2 separate regions of the Homo sapiens genome follow, and region 1 is linked to region 2. A link is a loop called in an ENCODE intact Hi-C map of the cell type or tissue named here. Cell type or tissue: upper lobe of right lung. All regions are shown on one strand. Region 1 overlaps PRKCSH (PRKCSH beta subunit of glucosidase II). Region 2 has its middle 9.2 kb from the start of TSPAN16.

Evidence for each region. Peaks named below come from ENCODE experiments on the same cell type or tissue, not always from the same donor. Only the 100,000 strongest peaks of a DNase experiment are listed, where the experiment ranks them.
Region 1: it touches region 2 in a loop (2.6-fold over the local background); 86 of 110 quality-filtered maps call a loop at or near these places.

Annotation. Positions count from the first base shown.
Region 1 is chr19:11,444,666-11,448,665 of GRCh38, forward strand. PRKCSH (PRKCSH beta subunit of glucosidase II) reads left to right here. Exons shown (of 18, transcript NM_001289104.2): 8 at 724-808; 9 at 1,607-1,685; 10 at 2,409-2,495; 11 at 2,774-2,953; 12 at 3,028-3,124; 13 at 3,557-3,626; 14 at 3,875-3,964. Among named protein-coding and RNA genes, the nearest start is that of PRKCSH, 11 kb to the left of the region's middle. In upper lobe of right lung, a CTCF peak has its summit at 2,255 (motif pointing left); a DNase peak (open chromatin) is centred at 2,266.
Region 2 is chr19:11,285,003-11,289,002 of GRCh38, forward strand. No RefSeq gene overlaps it. Among named protein-coding and RNA genes, the nearest start is that of TSPAN16, 9.2 kb to the right of the region's middle. In upper lobe of right lung, CTCF peaks have their summits at 1,821 and 3,518; no DNase peak of the experiment used is centred here; H3K27ac peaks cover 1,064 bases.

The sequences.
Region 1 (4,000 bases), 160 kb after region 2:
TCTGCTTAGGTTAGAGTAGCGACAGACAAAGGAGGGACTTTTGGGACAGAGGCTCGGTCCCCTTCTGTCCGGCTGGCCCCTCTTCCTGGGAGCAGCCCTGGGGACCCCCAAGATGCCCCCAGGACCGGTCTCCCTCCCTGTATCCTCCCCATCTCCCAGCATCCTTGGCCATGAAGTCTCATTCCTGCCAGCCCTGCCCCGACATGCCTCTGCCAGGTCCTAAACCTAAAGTCTCAGTGGTCGCTCTCCTCTCCCCAACCCCACCTCCCACCTCTGACCGTCTGCGCACTCCATCTGCGTCTCCCCAGAATCTGCCTCTGCTCCGTGCTTCTTCCTCAGTCCCCAGCCTGGGCCAGCCCTTGTTATCACCTGGCTTCTGCCCTCGCCCCCACCTCTGTCCCAACAGTGGCCTGACAGGGCTGCCCTCTGCCACCTGGGTTCCCACCTCCCTGCTCCAGCCCCACCAGTGGCCCTCCTGCCTCTGCACTCCCCACCTTGTCCCGGTCTCCCCCAACACAACCAGGCTTCAACCATTCACCTTGCTCTTCGTCTGTTCTCCCCTGGTAAGGGCAGGGACCTTTGTCTCCTCCACAGTCGTGTCCTCAGGGTCCAGCATGGGGCCAGGCATATAGTAGGCGCTTGGTGGCAAACGACCCTGTGGGGTGCGGGGGCTGATGGGAGCCGGTGGGTGGGCAGGGGGTGACAGAGGTGGCTTCTTTACAGAGCAGCTGGCTGCTGCCAAGGCCCAACAGGAGCAGGAGCTGGCGGCTGATGCCTTCAAGGAGCTGGATGATGACATGGACGGGACGTGAGTGTCCCCTAGTTGGAGCTGCCCACCTTTCCGTGGGCCTGGGTTTCCCTCCCCGCCACCCTCGCCTCTAGAAACCAGCCAGATCCTCCTTGGGTTCCCCCGGCGTGGGGTCCAGGCTGATCCCAAGCCCCGTGTGACCCCGCCTCTTACTCGTGGATGGCCAGGTCCAGGATGCCCTGGGCGAGGAGATAGGGGGACCACCCTCTCCCCAGGAGCTGGGCACAGACCCTCAGCCTCAGGGAGTGTGTCTAGGCATCTAGTGATCGGATGGCTTTTCCCAGCCCCACTACGCTCTGGGGAAAGCCAGACCTGGGTTCGAATCCTGGCTGTGCCTCTGAGCTTGCTGGGTTACCTGGTGGAGGGTGGACTTTTGGGGGCTGAGAGGCACACGGGGAGCCTAGGAGATGTCAGGTGCCAAGGAGCAGGGGGCTTCAGAGGGACCGAATGGGCAAGGGTGGGGGTGGGCTTTGCTGGGTGGGGGACCAAGGCAGATGGCAGCTTCAATGTGCCGGGTCCTGGGGTGGAAGGAGGTGCCACCTGGGTGAGTTGGTAGAGAGGTCATCGGACATTTGGGGGTCCAGGTATCTCCCAGTCCCACCCCTTACTTTGAGCTCCTTTGGGGTCATGGAGTCCTGAGGAGGGGGCAGGAGGGTGGGGAGGCCCCTACACCTTGAGGTCCTGAAGCAAGTTCCAGGGTGGGGCCCTGCAGGGAAGAACAGGTGGGCCACATGGTGCCCCCAACTGAGAGCCACTGGGGCCTCACCCCTCCAGTCTGCTTCTGCCACGCCCCCGCAGGGTCTCGGTGACTGAGCTGCAGACTCACCCGGAGCTGGACACAGATGGGGATGGGGCGTTGTCAGAAGCGGAAGCTCAGGTACCCCCGGCTGCCCCTTGGTTGGGGACTTCTAGGGAGCATTGCCCCAGGGTGACCTCAGGGCACAGGAGGGGGACCAAGGAAAGCTCCTTGCTGGCCTGGGATGCCTCCTCTGGGTGAGCTGGGATGGCAGCCACTCAGGGCCGCTTCCCGCCTGGCAGGACCCGGGATGGAGCCAGGTCGCGCTGGAGCCCGTTTCCCCGCACCTGCCCCCACTCTACCCGCTGTTGAGCACCCAATCCCCTTCCTCCCCCACCCCTGTCCTGCCCTATTCCCCTCCTCCCCCACACCCTCGTCCCCTGTCTGTCTCCTTTCCTATCCTCCTCCTTCCCCGTGGCCCCTGGCTTCTGGCCTCCCTTCTCTGCCCACCCCTGGGTTTCTCCCTCTCCATCTGCAGCCTGGGCCTTGGCCTCTCCCTTGGAGGGCCTGGCCCTCTCTGGTCCTGGGCTCTCTCTTCCTCCATCTGTACGTCCGTTTGTCCATCTGCTTCTCTCTTTCTGTCTCAGTGCCCCCAACCACTCCAGCCCCTGGTCTCCTCCTCCCCTCCCACGGGCCTGTGCTGCCCCCTCCTGGCCGCAGTGCCTCACTGGCGTGGCCCTGGCCTGGTCATCAGGGCCCGGGGCCCAGCCCTCCCGTGCCTGGCACCGCAGCCCGGGTGCCGGGGTGGCCGAGATGGGGGACACGTGGTGGCCTAGATCTTGACACCACCCCCAACACACACAGGCCCTCCTCAGTGGGGACACACAGACAGACGCCACCTCTTTCTACGACCGCGTCTGGGCCGCCATCAGGGACAAGTACCGGTCCGAGGTCAGTGGAGGAGAAGGGAGGGGACTTGGTCCTCCCACCACACTGCCCCCACCCCGCCTCACAAAGGAGCTGCCTCTGGTTCTGGCACCTGGCCACCCTGGCCAGCTGGGTGGCCCCAGCACCCCCCACCGAGACCCCCCGACCCCAGCTGTCGGTCCTCCCTGCAGGCCCCGCAGGAGGGGCAGAGACACCGAGGCTGCCCCTTGGGCTGTGGTGTGAGCCTGAGGGTGTGGGTGGACCCTGAGTCCACAACACCGACCGCACTGCTCACCCGCCAGGCACTGCCCACCGACCTTCCAGCACCTTCTGCCCCTGACTTGACGGAGCCCAAGGAGGAGCAGCCGCCAGTGCCCTCGTCGCCCACAGAGGAGGAGGAGGAGGAGGAGGAGGAGGAGGAAGAAGAGGCTGAAGAAGAGGAGGAGGAGGAGGATTCCGAGGTGCAGGGGGAGCAGCCCAAGGTCCGTGTTTGGGGGAGAAGTGGAGACAGAGAGGGTGGGGGAAGGGCTACTCACTGACCCTGCCCCTGCCCCAGGAGGCCCCACCGCCACTGTCACCCCCGCAGCCGGCCAGCCCTGCTGAGGAAGACAAAATGCCGCCCTACGACGAGCAGACGCAGGCCTTCATCGATGGTGAGGGTGGGCGGGGGCCAGGCTCCTCGGGTGGGCCCAGCGTTTCCTGCCGTGGTGGCACAGGTCGAGGGAAGATCCTGAGCTTAGACCCTGCTCTGACTCGGCCAGCACAAGCCCCAGTATCTTGGGGAGTCCAGGAAGGGGGCCTAGGGTAAGCCAGTCCCACCCTCGCCAGCCCCAAGGGGCCCTTCTGCCTCCCCAAGGGCCGCAGCTTGTTTGTGTCACTCCTGGCCCCACTCGCTCAGGAGCTGGGAGCCTGGGCAGCAAGTCGGGGCTGCTCTATAGCTGGTGAGGCCCTCAAGGCTGTCGGGGTGAAGTCCTTGGCCAGAGCAAAATGAGGGTATGGGAGCACACAGCCACATCCATGGAACCCCGTTCCCCATCCTCCTGGATGGGGTTGAGGACATCTCTGACCTCCAACCCCTCTCCCAGCTGCCCAGGAGGCCCGCAACAAGTTCGAGGAGGCCGAGCGGTCGCTGAAGGACATGGAGGAGTCCATCAGGTAGCGGGGGCTGAGGAGCGGGGACACCTGTCCCACAGCGACTGCTCCTTGACTCCCAGGGGAGCTGGTGATGGGGAATCACTGAGGCAACCACAGGCTGGGCCTGGTCCCTGCAGGGAGGGTCCCTGGGAGGTGGCAGGGAGGACAGCCTGGGCACCATTGCTCAGCCAGACCCTCCTGTGTCTGTCGTCCTGGGTCAGGCACTGGCGTCCCCAGCTGCCCCTTAACCGCTCCGCCTCCCCTTCCAGGAACCTGGAGCAAGAGATTTCTTTTGACTTTGGCCCCAACGGGGAGTTTGCTTACCTGTACAGCCAGTGCTACGAGCTCACCACCAACGAGTGCGTCCCAGGAATGCAGGGGCCCCCACTGGCAGG
Region 2 (4,000 bases):
ACTTTGGGAGGCTGAAGCGGGCGGATCACCTGAGGTCAGGAGTTTGAGTCCAGCCTGGCCAACATGGTGAAACCCCATCTCTACTAAAAATACAAACAATTAACGGGGCGTGGTGGCACATGCCTGTAATCCCAGCTACCTGGGAGGCTGAGGCAGGACAATTGCTTAAACTTGGGAGGCGGAGGTTGCAGTGAGCTGAGATCGCGCCATTGCACTCCAGCCTGGACGACAGAGCAAGACTCCCTCTCAAAAATAAAATAAAATAATAATAATAAAGGCAGATCTTTTTTTTTCTTCTTGGTCTTTTTATCCTATTATAGTAATAATAACTGCATAGTGCATGCTGAGATAAGAGGCAGTGGTCGCTCCAATCACTGCCTCTTCTGATGTCTCGTGGCCTCTTCCCTTCTGTGTCTAAATGTTCCTCTCCTCTCTTTCTCTCTCTCTCTCTTTTTTTTTTTTGAGACAGAGTCTCGCTTTGCCGCCCAGGCTGGAGTGCAGTGGCGCAATCTCAGCTCACTGCCACCTCTGCCTCTCGGGTTCAAGCAATTCTCCTGCCTCATCCTCCCGAGTAGCTGGGAGTACAGGCGTGCACCACCACATCCGGCATATTTTTGTATTTTAGTAGAGACAGGGTTTCACCATGTTGGTCAGGCTGGTCTTGAACTCCAGATTTCAAGTGATCCACCTTCCTTGGCCTACCAAAGTGCTGGGATTACAGGTATGAGCCACCATGCCTGGCTGGATTTTTCAAGAGACGCCTCAAATCCAGACTTCTCCATTGAAAATATTTTGAATTTTTATTTTATTATTATTTCTTTTAGACAGAGTCTCACTCTGTTGTCCAGGCTGGAGTGCAGTGGTACCATCATGGCTCACTGCAGCCTTGACCTTCTGGGCTCAAGCGGATCCTCCCGCTTCGGCCTCCCAAAGTGCTGGAATTACAGGTGTGAGCCACCACAGCTTGCCTTGTTTTTTTTTTTTTTTTGAAACTGGGTCTCACTGTGTCACCCAAGCTGGAGTGCAGTGGCACGATTTCAGCTCTTTGCATCCTCTGCCTCCCAGGTTCAAGCAATTCTCTTGCCTCAGGCTCCAGAGTAGCTGGGACCACAGGCGTGCACCACCACACCTGGCTTATTTTTTGTATTTTTGGTAAAGACAGGGTTTTACCATTTTGCCTAAGCTGGTCCCGAACTCCTGGGCTCAAGTGATCCTCCCACCTTGGCCTCCCGGAGTGCTGGGATTACAAGTGTGAGCCACCGCGCCTGGCCTCGTGCCTTGATTTTTTTAAAGTCAAAGTCACCAGCAAGCCATGAACATTATCTCTCTTCTTAAGGAAGAAAGGGACCAGGGTGGTGGCCTAGGCAACATAGGGAGACCCCGTCTCTACAAATAATATATATATAAAAAAAAACAACTAGCTGGGTGGGGTGGTGCATGGCTGTGGTCCCAGCTACTAGGGAGGCTGAGCTGGGAGGATCCCTTGAGCCTAGGAGCTGGAGGCTGGACTGAGCTATGATGGAGCCACTGTACTCCAGCCTGGGCAACAGAGTGAGACCTTGTCAAAAATAAAAAATAAAAAAATAAAAAATAAAAATAAATAAAAAAAGGAAGGAAGGAAAGGTCTCCTTCACCGGATGTGAACCCTTTTCCCAAATCTTGTGCTGTGTTTCTCAGCCCCCACAGGCAGCTGAAATATGTCATCACCCACCCACTGCTTCCTGTCTGTGTTAGATTTTTGGGAGCTGCCATAACAAATCATCACCAGCTTGCTGGTTTAAAACAACAAGAATTTATTCTTTTATTTTTTGAGACACAGTCTCCCTCTGTCGCCCAGGCTGGAGAGCAGTGGGGCGATCTTAGGTCACTGCAACCACTGCCTCCCAGGCTCAAGCGATTCTTCTGCCTCAGCCTTCTGAGTAGCTGGGATTATAGGCATGTGACACCATGCCCGGCTAATTTTTGTATTTTTAGTAGAGACAGGGTTTTGCCATGTTGGTCAGGCTGGTCTCAAACTCCCGACCTCAGGTGCTCCGCCCGCCTTGGCCTCCCAAAGTGTTGGAATTACAGGCGTCAGCCACCACGCCCAGCCCCCTAAAATTTATTCTTTCACTGTTCTGGATGCCAGAAGTCTGAAATCAAGGTGTCAACAGAGCCGTGCTGCCCCCAAAAGCTCTGGGGAAGGTTCCTTCCTTGCCTCTTCCAACTTCTGGTGGCCCCTGGTGGTCGCTGGATTGTGGCCACGTCACTCCAATCACTGCCTCTTCCATCATCTTGTGGCCTTCTCCCCTCTGTCTGTGTCCAAATGTTCCTCTCCTGTCTCTCTTTCTCTCTCTCATTTTTTTATGAGACAGAGTCTCACTCTATTACCCAGGCTGGAGTGCAATGGTGTAATCTCAGCTCACTGCAACCTCTGCCTCCTGGGTTCAAGTGATTCTCCTGCCTCAGCCTCCCTAGTAGCCTGGAGTACAGGCGTCCACCACCACAACCAGCTAATTTTTCTATTTTTAATAGAGAGAGGGTTTTGCCATGTTAGCCAGGCTGACCTCAAACTCCTTGCCTCAAAATCCACCCACCTCACTCTCCCAAAGCACTGGGTATTACAGGCATGAGCCACCACACCTGGCCTCCTTTTTTTTTTTTTTTGAGATAGAGTCTTGCTCTGTCACCCAGGCTGGAGTGCAGTGGCGCGATCTCGGCTCACTGCAAGTTCTGCCTCCTGGGTTCACGCCATTCTCCTGCCTCAGCTTCCCGAGTAGCTGGGACTACAGGCGCCCGCCACCATGCCTGGCTAATTTTTTTTGTATTTTTAGTAGAGACGGGGTTTCACCGTGTTAGCCAGGATGGTCTCCATCTCCTAATCTTGTGATCCACCCGCCTTGGCCTCCCAAAGTGCTGGAATTACAGGTGTGAGCCACAGAGCCTGGTCTTTTTTTTTTTTTTTTTTTTTTTAACCAACAACCTTATTTATTTATTTTTGAGACAAGGTCTTGCTCTGTTGCCCAGGATGGAATGCAGTGGCACCATCATACCTCACTGCAGCCTCGACTTCCCAGGCTCAAGACATCCTCCCAACTCTGCCTCTAGAGTGGCTAGTACTACAGATACACGCCACCATACCTGGCTAATTTTTATTTTTTTAGAGACAGGGTCTCGATATGTTGCCCGGGCTGGTCTTGAACTCCTGGCCTCAAGCCTCCTGTCTCCTCTGGTCTTGCCCTCCCAAAGTGCTGGGATTACAGGCATGAGCCACCACCCCTAACCCCTCTCCTATGTCTTATAAAGACACCAGATATTGACCAGATATTGGATTTAGGACCTGACCTAAATCTAGGCTGACTTCATCTCAAGATGTTTAACCAATGACATCTGCAAAGACCCTGTTTTCAGATAGGGTCTCATCTGAGGCTCCAGATGGATATGAATTTTGTGGTGACATGACTTAACCCACTGTGGTGCTCACGGTAACCAGAGCTGGACATGAAGTTCTACAGGAACTGCGAGAACATTAGCAGGTACCGGGCCGAGTCATTTCCCTCTATTCCCACCAGGAGGCCTTGTAGTCCTGTTCCTTTTACAACATTTATTTCTTTTCTACTGTGGCAAAATATATATAACTTAAAATTTTGTCATTTTAACCATTTTAAGTGTACAGTTCAGGCCGGGTGTGGTGGCTCACACCTGTAATCCCAGCACTTTAGGAGGCTGAGGTGGGCGGATCACTTGAGGTCGGGAGTTTGAGACCAGCCTGGGCAACATGGTGAAACCCCGTCTCTACTAAAATTACAAAAATTAGCCGGGCATGGTGGCACGCTCCTGTAGTCCCAGGTACTCAGGAGGCTGAGGCAGGAGAGTTGCTCGAACCCAGTAGATGGAGGTTGCAGGGAGCTGAGATCGCAAGATCACGCCACTGCACTCCAGCCTTGGCAACAGAGCAAGACTCTGTCTCAAAAAAAAAAAGAAAAGTACAGTTCAGCAGCATTAAGCACATTCACATCGC